Linked DNA regions of Homo sapiens: regions 1 and 3 are each linked to region 2. A link is a contact called in ENCODE Hi-C data. All regions are on one chromosome and are shown on one strand. The core of a region is the stretch at or near the end of the contact, and the rest is flanking DNA. Distances in the headings are between cores, read along the strand shown.

What was found. Hi-C counts contacts between places; a loop is a spot of excess contacts on that map. Pooled maps may share reads with other maps.
Region 1: a loop to region 2 is called in a map of B cell, with 29 times the contacts of the local background. The contact joins the promoter of RFK here to the promoter of PTAR1 in region 2. A Hi-C loop is called at or near these places in 2 of 168 maps with a recorded cell type or tissue (B cell and naive thymus-derived CD4-positive, alpha-beta T cell), 1 of 37 single-sample maps with no recorded cell type and 7 of 50 pooled maps.
Region 3: a loop to region 2 is called in a pooled map, with 11 times the contacts of the local background. The contact joins the promoter of CARNMT1 here to the promoter of PTAR1 in region 2. A Hi-C loop is called at or near these places in 10 of 50 pooled maps.

The regions. Positions count from the first base shown.
Region 1 is chr9:76,393,151-76,397,068 of GRCh38, reverse strand. RFK (riboflavin kinase) reads left to right here and starts at 2,643. Exons shown (of 4, transcript NM_018339.6): 1 at 2,643-2,979. The coding sequence starts at 2,898. It also overlaps a transcript of GCNT1 not described here. RefSeq lists enhancers at 1,985-2,224, 2,402-2,696, 2,559-3,372 and silencers at 2,505-2,564, 2,585-2,664, 2,705-3,194.
Region 2 is chr9:69,757,838-69,761,888 of GRCh38, reverse strand. PTAR1 (protein prenyltransferase alpha subunit repeat containing 1) reads left to right here and starts at 1,878. Exons shown (of 8, transcript NM_001099666.2): 1 at 1,878-2,036. The coding sequence starts at 1,951. LOC105376076 (a long non-coding RNA gene) reads right to left here and starts at 1,794. Exons shown (of 4, transcript XR_929910.3): 1 at 1,416-1,794. RefSeq lists enhancers at 1-856, 2,331-2,380 and a silencer at 1,721-2,190.
Region 3 is chr9:75,026,622-75,030,185 of GRCh38, reverse strand. CARNMT1 (carnosine N-methyltransferase 1) reads left to right here and starts at 1,893. Exons shown (of 8, transcript NM_152420.3): 1 at 1,893-2,174. The coding sequence starts at 1,945. RefSeq lists a silencer at 1,672-2,361 and an enhancer at 3,012-3,061.

The sequences.
Region 1 (3,918 bases), core at 1,394-3,893, 6.6 Mb before region 2:
CTCAGGTGATCCACCTGCCTCGGTCTCCCAAAGTGCTGGGATTACAGGCAAGAGCCACTGCGCCCGGCCTATTTATTTTTTTAGTGACCGTGTCTTGCTTTGTCATTAGGCTGGAGTGCAGTGGTTCAATCACAGCTCACTGCTGCCTCAAATTCTGGGGCTCAGGCGATCCTCACTCCTCAGTTTCCCAAGTAGCTGGGGCTATAGGCACGAGCCACCACCACCTGGCTGAGACAGAGTCTCGCTCTGTTGCCCCATATGGAGTGCAGTGGCGTGATCTCCAGCTCACTGCAACTGCCGCCAGGTTCGAGCGACTCTTGTGCCTCGGCCTCCAGGGTATCTAGGACCACAGGTGAGCGCCACCACTCCCGGCTAATTTTTGTATTTTTTGTAGAGACGGGGTTTCACCATGTTGCCCAGGCTGGTCTCCAACTCCTGAGCTCAAGTGATCCACCGGCCTCAGCCTCCCAAAGTGCTGGGATTACAGGCATGAGCCACTGTGCCAGGCCCTGGCTGATTTTTAAAATTTTCTTTCTTATTTTCTCCTCTTCTTTTCTTTCCCCTTTCTTCTTTTTTTTCTTGTTTCTTTTCTTTTCTTTCTTTTTTCTCTCTTTCTTACTTATTTTTATTTTAAAATTTTTGGATAGACGGAAGTCTCCCTATTTTGCCCAGGCTGGTCTTGAACTCCTCAGCTCAAGAGATCCGCTCACCTCGGTCTCCCAGAGTGCTGGGATTACAGGCGTAAGCCACCATGCCCCGCCCATTTTTATACGTTTAGGTTAATGCTTTCCAACAAAGCTGATGAGAGGATTACATGAGACAGTGTGAAAAATACTTAGCATTTTCTCTATTCTTAAAACCACCCCTCCTCATTTACCTCCTATGATTCATTTAATTATTTTATCTCATTTAATTCTCATACCTTCTTGCAACCTAGGGCTTAGTGGCGTAAGACCCAGGGATGATTTATCAAGTTCTCACCTCCAGGCTTTTCTTATTAGGTGTATCACTGCTGATGAAGTTAAAAATATACCATTCTTGCATATTGACTATTTTGAATTAAAAGCACTTGAAAAACAATAGATACAAAAAAATCATTCTGACCTCTTTTCTGTTTCTTAGAAGCAGATGAAATTACCATATGAGAGACATCCTCCCTATATTAGAAGGAATGCAGCACTCTTATTAAGGACGGGAGTCAAGAGTGAGAGAATCCTGTACACACCTTGCTAAAATAACTCTTAAGCCTCTCCAGATAACTTAATTGCTTTTCACAACTTGCTATTACTACTCTTACTACCGGTATTACTATTATCGTTATTCTCATTATTCTTTGTTTAATTCCGTATAGATAAGTAACTGACCATAATTGCTTCTTTGGGTCCTTCTCTCCCTTCCCTTCCCTTTTCTTCCCTTTCACTTTCCCTTCCCCTTTCCTTTCCCTTCCCTCCCTTCCTTCTTCTTCTCTAGTTCTTTTAAGGGGTGAGGGTGTCTCACTGTGTCGCCCAGTCTGGAGTGCAGTGGCGTTATCATAGCTCAGTGCAGCCTCGACCTCCTGGGCTCAATCAATCCTCCCGCGTCGGCCTCTCAAACTACTGGGAATACAGGCGTGAGCCACCAAGCCTGGCCTAGAACATAAATTTAATATCAGGTAAATCTTATCAGAGATGCATACATGTAAGGTAGAAAGAGACTACACGGTCTGCACAGAATTTTATACAAATGTATAGAGCAAAAAAGAAAAAAATTAAACTTCTCTGGATTCCATTGATTAAAAATTTAAAAAAATAAATAAAAAACTTCTTTGTCTTCGAGACGTTAAGAGGATGCACCTTCTTATAACCTTGCACCCTGCATATCCTGTGAGTGAGCCCAGAGCTACTTCCCTAGGAGCGTGCGTATTTACAGTTCCGAGGGTACGAAGGCCTCTATCTGCATTGCAGTAGAGGGACGGCCTGTTATCGGGCTTGTGAAATTGTCAAGAAGACAGCCTGGAGGGGACAGTCACCGCCCATGTCGGTAACCTTCCACTAGTCTCTGGGGTTAACAGCGTCACAGACAGGGACTTCTCCCTTGGAGCTTACATTCGAATATATTAATAACTCCAGAACGTGGTCAGTGGTCCTGGAGGACGACCGCTTCTGGTAGGGCGGCCAGGAAAAGCCTCTGTGAAGAGGCGATCTTTGAGCTGAATTTTGGAGCTTTAATAAATACTTAAAGAGCGAACGGAACGAGCGATGCCTGACGTTCAACCCAGCGGTTGCCAAGGAGCTAAAGAGCGTCTCACTTTGGCTTCCGGATTGTTATGAACAGGAGGAAGGAGAAAAAAAAACCAGAATTGTTCGAGAATTGTGCTTTCGCGGCTCTCAGGCTGAAAACGGGGTTTCCACATTAGTTCCCATCGCCAGGGGCTGAAACGAAGCCCGGGATCCAGACATTAGGCGCCTGGGGCGGGAGCCTGCAGCGGGAGCTTGCGGCGGGAGCCGGGCGAGGCAGCGGCGGGGCGGGGCCATGATGGGGCGGGGCTACGGAAGCCGAGCGGGCTCGAGGCGTTCGGCTGAGGAAGGGAGCGCACGCCGGCGGCGCGGAGGCCGGCTCTGCGCTTCGGGCCGCCCCCTCCCCCCACCCCGCTCACACCCGGCACTTACTTCGGCTGTCTCCGCTGCCCTCCAGCGGAGACGCAGCTCCTCAGGCGCCCGGCGGTATTTGTTGGGTCGGCGGCGTCAGGGATTCGCAGTGGCCTGTGGTCGGCGTCGTCCGGCCACTGGTGCGCCCCCGCGGCAGGCAGAGCTCACGCTCCTGTCCCCCGGCTGGTCCGGGGTCTGGGCGCCGCGTCGACGGCGGCTCCGCAGGACGCGCAGACCGGGCCGCAGCCCATTCCCCGAGCGGACTGCATTATGAGGCACCTGCCTTACTTCTGCCGGGGTCAAGTGGTGCGGGGCTTCGGCCGCGGCTCCAAGCAGCTGGGCATCCCCACAGGTGAGAGCAGGGCGGCCAGAGTCCCCCGGGCCGGGTCACGTGGGGAGCGGGGAGAGACGGCAGCCGGGGACTTGGGACCGGGGCGTGGGGCCTCCGGACCGCGGGCAGAGAGCACACCCTTCCTCCTCCCGCATCCCCTTGTCTGTGGCGGAGGACCGTTGGCTCGGTTGAGGGAGCTTGTCCCTGCTTCTGGCTCCGAGCTCCGCGGGGACGGGGTTGAGGGGTGGTGAGGGCCGGAAGCCCGAGATGAATCGCAGGATTCCCCGTTCACGCCTCCTTGGCCAGCCAAGGTACAGTTGGTCAAGCATTGCGCTTGTCTTGCCCATTAGAGACGTAACGTGGGCCAGAACGGCTGAACTCGCAAGCCGGGTCTAAGGTGGTTTTGTTTTTAATTTGTAATTATGTAATGTCCAAATGATAACATAGGTAGTTGAATGAGAGTCAGCTAACCTTCTTGGTCTGTCTACATTAATTTCAATAATCGAGACCTGACTGTAATTCATCCTTAGAAATACATGCCAGAGCTGCGTCTTGACTTGTTAAGTCAGCCTTGAGCTTGTGTATTTGAAAAATAAGAAGCTTTGGCCGGGCGTGGTGGCTCACGCCTGTAATCCCAGCACTTTGGGAGGCCGAGGCGGGCGGATCATCTGAGCTCAGGAGTTCGAGATCAGCCTGGCCAACATGGTAAAACCCCGTCTCTGCTAAAAATACAAAAATTAGCTGGGCATGGTGGCGCGTGCCTGTCATCCCAGCTACTCGGGAACCTGAGGCAGGAGAATCGCTTGAACCCAGGAGACGGAGGCTGCAGTGAGGCGAGATCGTGCCACTGCCCTCCAGCCTGGGCGACAGAGTGAGACACCGTCTCAAAAAAAAAAAAAAAAGAAAGAAACTTTTCAGGTGATTCAGTACCTGGTTAGGAAAGAACAGATCTGAAAAAAT
Region 2 (4,051 bases), core at 629-3,128:
CCGCGTTCAAGCGCTTCTCCTGCCTCAGCCTCCCAAGTAGCTGGGATTACAAGCACGTGCCACCACGCCCAGCTAATTTTATATTTTTAGTAGAGACGGCGTTTCACTGTCTTGGCCACGATGGTCTCGAACTCCTGACCTCGTGATCCTTCCGCCTCTGCCTCCCAAAGTGCTGGGATTACAGGTGTAAGCCACCGTGCCCGGTCCTATCTCACTTCTTTTACAACCAGAAGGCTAACTCCAGCCTTTATAAACATACCCACAGGAAATACTGGCCACTGAGTATAGTAAATTTATATTTTTCGTTTATATTTCTCATTCACTTTACATGCAATAGATAGCTTTTACTTTTACAATCATAAAAACTACTTCAAACGCTCCGCATATGTTCACATTAAACACACCATGAGTTTATTTTTTTAATAGCTTTTTAAAGATACAGATTTCTTTTTTTTTTTTTTTGAGACAGAGTCTCGCTCTGTCGCCCAGGCCGGACTGCGGACTGCAGTGGCGCAATCTCGGCTCACTGCAAGCTCCGCTTCCCGGGTTCACGCCATTCTCCTGCCTCAGCCTCCCGAGTAGCTGGGACTACAGGCGCCCGCCACCGCGCCCAGCTAATTTTTTGTATTTTTAGTAGAGACGGGGTTTCACCTTGTTAGCCAGGATGGTCTCGATCTCCTGACCTCATGATCCACCCGCCTCGGCCTCCCAAGGTGCTGGGATTACAGGCGTGAGCCACCGCGCCCGGCCTTTTTTTAAAGACGGAGTCTCGCTCTGTCGCCCAGGCTGGAGTGCAGTGGGGAGTAGCTGGGATTACAGGCGCCCGCCACCACGCCCGGCTTTTTTTTTTTTTTTTTTTTTTTTGTATTTTTAGTAGAGACGGGGTTTCACCGTGTTAGCCAGGATGGTCTCGATCTCCTGACCTTGTGATCCGCCCGCCTTGGCCCCCCAAAGTGCTGGGATTACAGGCGTGAGCCACCGCACCTGGCCAGATTTCAAGGGTGGAAGAATAAAACTGAACCAAGGGCAGCCAGATTTTTCTACCAGAGGTGCAAAAGAAAACCTGATACACAAAAATTTTAGTTATGGCATTTCAAAATCCTAAATAAACTAGAAAGCTCGTTTTTCCTACAAAAATTTATTTTTGCTATTATGAACAAACCCTGTCAGAGCCTTGATCCTTTTTTTTAAATTCCAAAATTGACGCAAAGGCTACCAAATGCAGTACAAAATGAAGTCGAAAAATCTAAAAACGATTTCACTTCTACTTCCTACATACAGATGGCAAATAACTTTTCCTTCACTTTCCTTTCTCTTCCTTTAATAAATTTAAGAATTTTAATTAATGTTTTTTAAAAAGGCTGCTTTCAAGTTCAGAGACAAAAATTGGCACAGTTAGAAAGGAGGTCACCAACACGGTCAAATAGGGACTCGCTCCGCCGCAATGCCTCTGGACCTCTTCATCTCTCAGGCTGGGAAAATAAAGCAGACAAGCTCTGAAAAACGCCCGGGACTAACTGTTAAGAGGCCCTGCATCCTCAGTTGAACATTCCTTCAGGAATGCCCGGGGACCTTGCTGGGGGGGTTCAGGAAGGTGTCTGACTCTCTGGGAGTGTGTCTTGAGGTTTCGCCTAAAACTTAAAATAAGAAAATCGGAGGCCTGAGAGAACTTTGCAAACAAATGTCCAGCATCTTCTCTGACGCTTAGAAAGTCCGTTACCCGCGCGGAGGCGAACTTCTCCACTCACTGGAAGGCCACCAACCCTAGCTAACGCCACGCCCAGGCCGCCAACTGGCTGACCCGGAAGTGCTCGGCGGCGGCCGCGGCGGCGGGGACGCGGCCTAGCCGAAGCACCCGCGCGCGCGCGCGCGCGCTCGTTCTCCGCGGAACTCCCGCCGGCGGCCCGGCTCACGCGGAGGCGCGCCCGAACTGTCGCGGCCGCCGCCAACATGGCCGAGACCAGCGAGGAGGTGGCGGTGCTGGTGCAGCGGGTTGTGAAGGACATCACTAACGCCTTCAGGAGGAACCCACACATGTGAGTCGCGCGCCTCCGCCGCCTCCGAGGGTCGTCGGGAGCGGGCGGGGGCGGGGCCAAGCGTCCACCCGACCTCGGGCGGCGGGCGGACAGCGGGTCCTGGCCCACGAGCCCTTCTAGGGAGGAGGCAGAGCCGTGTCGGGCGGGACCGTTGTCGGCCGCCGCTGGCCCGGCTTTCCGCTACCGGGACGCGCTCGCGGTCGAGTCCCTAGAAGTGACCTCAAAAAATCAAAACGGAACTACTTTCTCTGTCCCTCCCCACCTTTTCATAGGAGTTCACGAAACTCCAGAGACGTCCCCCGTAGGTCGACATCCTTCCTGTGTTTAAGGTACTCGGGCGCACACAACGATGTGGGTCCGTGTATGCCTTGTAAACACAACTCTTGAGATTCATCCCGGACGTTGGCAAGAGGGGGTAACCGATCCTCTTACTTTTAATGAGCCTCAAACCCCTCAGTTTACTAACTAAAGGTGGTTTGAGGCTGCTTTTGACTTTAGCCTTACTTGCCACAAAATTGTAAAGTGACTCCGATAATACATTGTGTTTTGAAAGGTGAACAGAACATTCTCAAGAGAAGCTTCTGTGGGCGCAGTGTGGAGTCTGGGATAAAGCAAATGAAACCTTGATACTTTTTAGCATAAGCGGATTCATAGTTACAAGGAGCATGTTAACTCATTTTTATCCCAACACTGCTGCCCTCTTTAACGGGACACTGCAGAACTGACATATGTATCTCTTCCATTTTACTTGAAGTACTGTGGGAAGATACCGCAAGAGTCTACTTTTTGTAACACTTTGCTTTTATGTAACAAGTGAAAAGAAAGCTATTGAGAGAGAGAGAGAGATCTACATTATACAAAGGTGTAGGGAAGAAGCAACAATGTACCTCCTTTCCCATACCTCTTCCTCCTCAAAGAAAAGAAACATGGCATCCAGTTCTGCATTACTTTCATTTTAGCTAGTTGTTTTTGGAGTTTATTTTTTTTTTTTTTAGTTTATTATTTTTTATTATTATTTAATTTATTTTTATTTTATTCTTTAGACTGGAGCTCATGATTTTTTTTTTTAAGTATTCTAACCGGTTCAGCTTTTCTGCCTAAAAAAGTTGCCAAACGTGTATCTTACCAAAGTGTTCTTTTCCTCCAAGGTGATGATTGTAAAACAGTTAAGAAGCCGTTGGATGTTTTGCTCCCTTGTGGCACACAATTGGAGACGTGCAACTGTGCCACATTAAAAACAAAACACTGCTGGCCTCAAAACACACCTGCCACCTCTGACAGCATCCACTTCCCTCCCCCTTATGACTGCTGCCTTTTTCAAAATGAGAGTGTTTGGAATGATTTCCTGGCAGTATCCATAGTGGTTGCTGAGCCTTCTAAAGAATGCTTTGATGCCTTGCTGTATATCAGTCTTTCGATTTCTTTTTGAGAATGGGAGCCTTAGTGCAAGTAAGAGACGACCTCAAAAAAAAAAAAAGTTGGACAAATGAAGAGTGTATTTTCTCATCACTGGTATTTTTCTAGAAGAAATTACAGCAGAGATTAGAAATCTAATACAAAATGTCGTAATCATCTTATGTTCTCTTCTTTGAGGTAGACTAAAAGAGCATCATTATATTTGAAGAAACCAAGATTGAATGTTCATTGGCTTGGCAGTTTTTAACACAGTGCAGTTTGGAACATGTCCCAGTTCTTGTGGATCACATTTATGGAAACTCTTAAAGGACTTTAATGCCCCTCCCTAATCCTTTTTCTACTGTAAAACCTCATTAATATATCCTCAATGTATAATTTATTAGTAATAAGGATTTGGGTCATTCGAGATTTAAAACTTTGAGATAAGTTGGATATTCGGAATAATGTAATGATTTGTAATATAGGTCTTAAACATTTAAATAGCTTAACTCATTGTTTAAGACTAGTCATCAGCTATATTTGAATACATATTCCCCACAGTAAAACTATTTTCAATAATATTACTATGCATCTTTGTAAGTGCCTTATAATTTGGGCTT
Region 3 (3,564 bases), core at 644-3,143, 5.3 Mb before region 2:
GGCAGGTGGATTGCCTGAGTTCAGGGAGACTAACCTGCGCAACATGGTGAAATCCCGTCTCTACTTTAGTATTTTCAAATACAAAAAATTAGCCAGGTGTGGTGGCGCATGCCTGTAATCCCAGCTACTCGGGATGCTGAGGCAGGAGAATCGCTTGAGCCTGGAAGGCCGGGAGGTTGCAGTGAGCTGAGATCGTGCCACTGCACTCCAGCCTGGGCAGCAGAGCGAGACTGTCTCCAATTCATATTTGTAATCCTTTGCACTTTCTTTTTGAATTTTGAAACATGTATTACTGCATTACTATTAATAGACTCACGTTTTAGAAAACTTTTATATAAAAATGTTGTCATTTTAAGCATTACCTTTATTTCAACTATTAATTTAAATTATGAAAATATGAAGCCACTTCACTTTCAATATGGTTGTAACTTTTTAACAGACTTTGTGGTCACTGGGCATATTTAACCCCTCGAATAAAGCAATCTTTCCCTTTTATCATTACTTTGTAAGACTCATTTGCTGGGTGGTGGATTAAATTGAACAGAATAAGTTATTTCTTTTTCTTTTCTTTTTTTTTTTTTTTTGAGACGCTGTCTCGCTCTGTCGCCCAGGCTGGATGGCACGATCTCGGCTCACTGCAAGCTCCGCCTCCCGGGTTCACGCCATTCTCCTGCCTCAGTCTCCAGAGCAGCTGCGACTACAGGCGCCAGCCACCAAGCCCGGCTAATTTTTTGTGTTTTTAGTAGAGACGGGGTTTCACCATGTAAGCCAGGATGGTCTTGATCTCCTGACCTCGTCATCCGCCCACCTAGGCCTTCCAAAGTGCTGGGATTACAAGCGTGATTCACCGCGCCCGGCCCCAGAATAAGTTATTTCCCAAGAGCCACCCTTAGATGCTGGTAGGTGTAATGGTCTTCCCAAGACCAGGTGCTGGATAGAAGGTCCTTGCATTTTCCTCATCTGTTGCCATCCTCAGTAAAGGAGGAATTAGGACTGCCGCAAGCCCCTAAAGACTGGAAAGATGGGACGGGCGCGATGGCTCACGCCTGTAATCCCAGCAATTTGGGAGGCCGAGGAGGGTGGATCGCCTGAGGCCAGGAATTCCAGACCAGCCTGGCCAACATGGTGAAACCCCATCTCTACTAAAAATACTAAAATTAGCCGGGCGTGGTGGCGCGCGCCTGTAATCCCAGCCACTCGGGAGGCAGAAGCAGGAGAATCGCTTGAACCCAGGAAGCAGAGGTTGCAATGAGCCGAGATCGCACCACTGCACTCCAGCCTGGGCGACAGAGTGGGGAAAAAAAAAAAAGTGAAAAGATGATGGCGCCCACTTCCGACCCCCTTAAGTAATTAAAAATAGGAATTCATTTAGGAAGTGAATTAAAACTTAAATTAGGGTGGATACAAGACGTTCCTTCTAGACTTTCTGAAATAAAAATTCCGAATAAAATCATCAAAGCCGAACTTTTCCTTTTTGCCTTTCCCTTCTTTGCTAGTGCCTGGGACCGCGTTCAGCCTCCAGCTCAACAATCCGGCACTCGCCGGCTTTTAAGTCCCACCCACGCGGCCGCGCACAGGTAACGGCAGTGCCAGTCCCACCCCACCTACGAGCTCCTCCTCCGCCTCCCACCAAGGGGCCTTGGCCCCGCCCTTGGAAGCGTGGTTGTGACGTCAGCGCGCTGTCTCCGAAGCCCGGCAGCAAATGAGCGCAGACCGCACGGGCCCTCCGCGTACCAAGGCACACGCATGCGCATTGGTTCTGGGAGCCCTGAAGACCTGGCGGAGCCCAGCGCGGATGGAGGCCTGAGGGTGGCGGGGGCGGAGCGCGCCGCGAGCTGGGGGCATGTCCGCGGCGGGCGCCGTCTAGAGGAAGGCCAAGCAGCCGCCACCACGCTGTCGGTCGCGGAGAGACGCAAGCGAGCCAGGCCGAGGGCCGCGGCGGCGATGCAGCGACGGCGTCGCCCTCCGCCGCCCACCTCCCGGCTGCCCGAGGGCTGCGGGGGAGGAGGCGGTGGCAGCGAGGAGGTGGAAGTGCAGTTTTCCGCCGGGCGTTGGGGCTCGGCCGCGGCGGTTTCGGCGGCAGCGGCGGCGGCCACGCGCAGCACCGAGGAGGAGGAGGAGAGGCTTGAGCGTGAGCACTTCTGGAAGATCATTAATGCCTTCCGCTACTACGGGTAAGGAGCCCGTGGCGGACCCCGGCCCAGACCGTCGGGGCGCCCACTGGTGGCGGCGGACCCGCCGGAACGGGGGCGCTCGCCGTCCCGCCGCCACGCCTCCGAGGCGTCGGGACCCGGCTGCTGCAGCTGACCTCCGGGCCCCGAGTCACCTCGCACCACCCCAGCCCCTCCCGGCCCTGCACACCCGCGTGTCCGCCGCGCCGTCTGCTGCACAGCCTCGTGTCTTCTGACCTCAGGATCAGATTAGCTCTCCTGCCTCCGTCCTCGTAAAGGTTTGGCTTTGAGGCCGATGGGGGTGACCAGAGAAGCGCTGTAACAATTTCAGATAGAAGACGATGGTGGTACAATCGTCCACTGCTGGGCTGATTGGTGTGTGTGGTCGATGTCCTCCAAACTGAACACACGGAGAGCCCAAGTTCACCTACGCGTGGGATGCTGTAGGACGTATTTTCCCAAACTGTTACCAGTGCTTGTAAGAGCAGTTTAAGATTTCCACCCACCCCTCTTTGGCGCTGTGAACGCACTTGCACTTTTGTGTGAGCGATTGAATGATGCTGCTCAGTGTCTTTAACTGGTGGGTGATTAAGGGCGGAAGTGGTCCGGATATTCTAAAATTTGCTAATTATTAGGAGAGATGAGAGAAGTCACAATAAGAGCTGCCTTTACGTTCTTTTTTTCTGCAAATCTGTATCTAATTCTCCCTGGTGTGCTAGGCACTGTGGTAGGACCTTTATGCTCCTCATTCATAAAAACAGCTCCCTAACTTCCACGTTTCTTCTAGATAGATGTTAAAGTAGCTTAATCACAAAATTATAATTCCAAGAGCTGAAAGGGACTTAAATCAACTGGATTTTCAGGTGAAGATAACACTTTTATTCACGTAAGAGATATGAGTCCACCGGTGACTATGTTCTGAGGCTGCAGTTGGAATCAGACAGACATGACCTCCTACGCAGGTAAACCTGTTCCCATAGGTGGGTTCCTGCTGTGCTTTATGCAAAGTTTTTTTATATTGTTCATCTTATGTATTATAGTTGTTTTTATAAATCTCTTGCTTTGCTGTGACCTCCTCAAGGGCAGGGGCTGAGTCTTTTTTATTTTTATGTCACTAGTGCTTGGCATATGTTGTTTAAGCTCTATTTTTAACAAAACAAATAGTAGCAAAGAAATACATTTCTCATTCCCAAATAGTCTGTCAAGTTTTTGACTGATAGTTAAATTAGTTTACTAGTCTGAATTTAGAAGCTTGCTTAGTGAAAGCTTAAAGTTATTTGGAATCTGATTGTATATGTGATAGGAACTTTTGAACTTCGAAGATCTTGATGAAATAATTTACTGATTAAACCCAGAAATAGGGACCAGGGACAGCATTACTTTACGGAGCCCA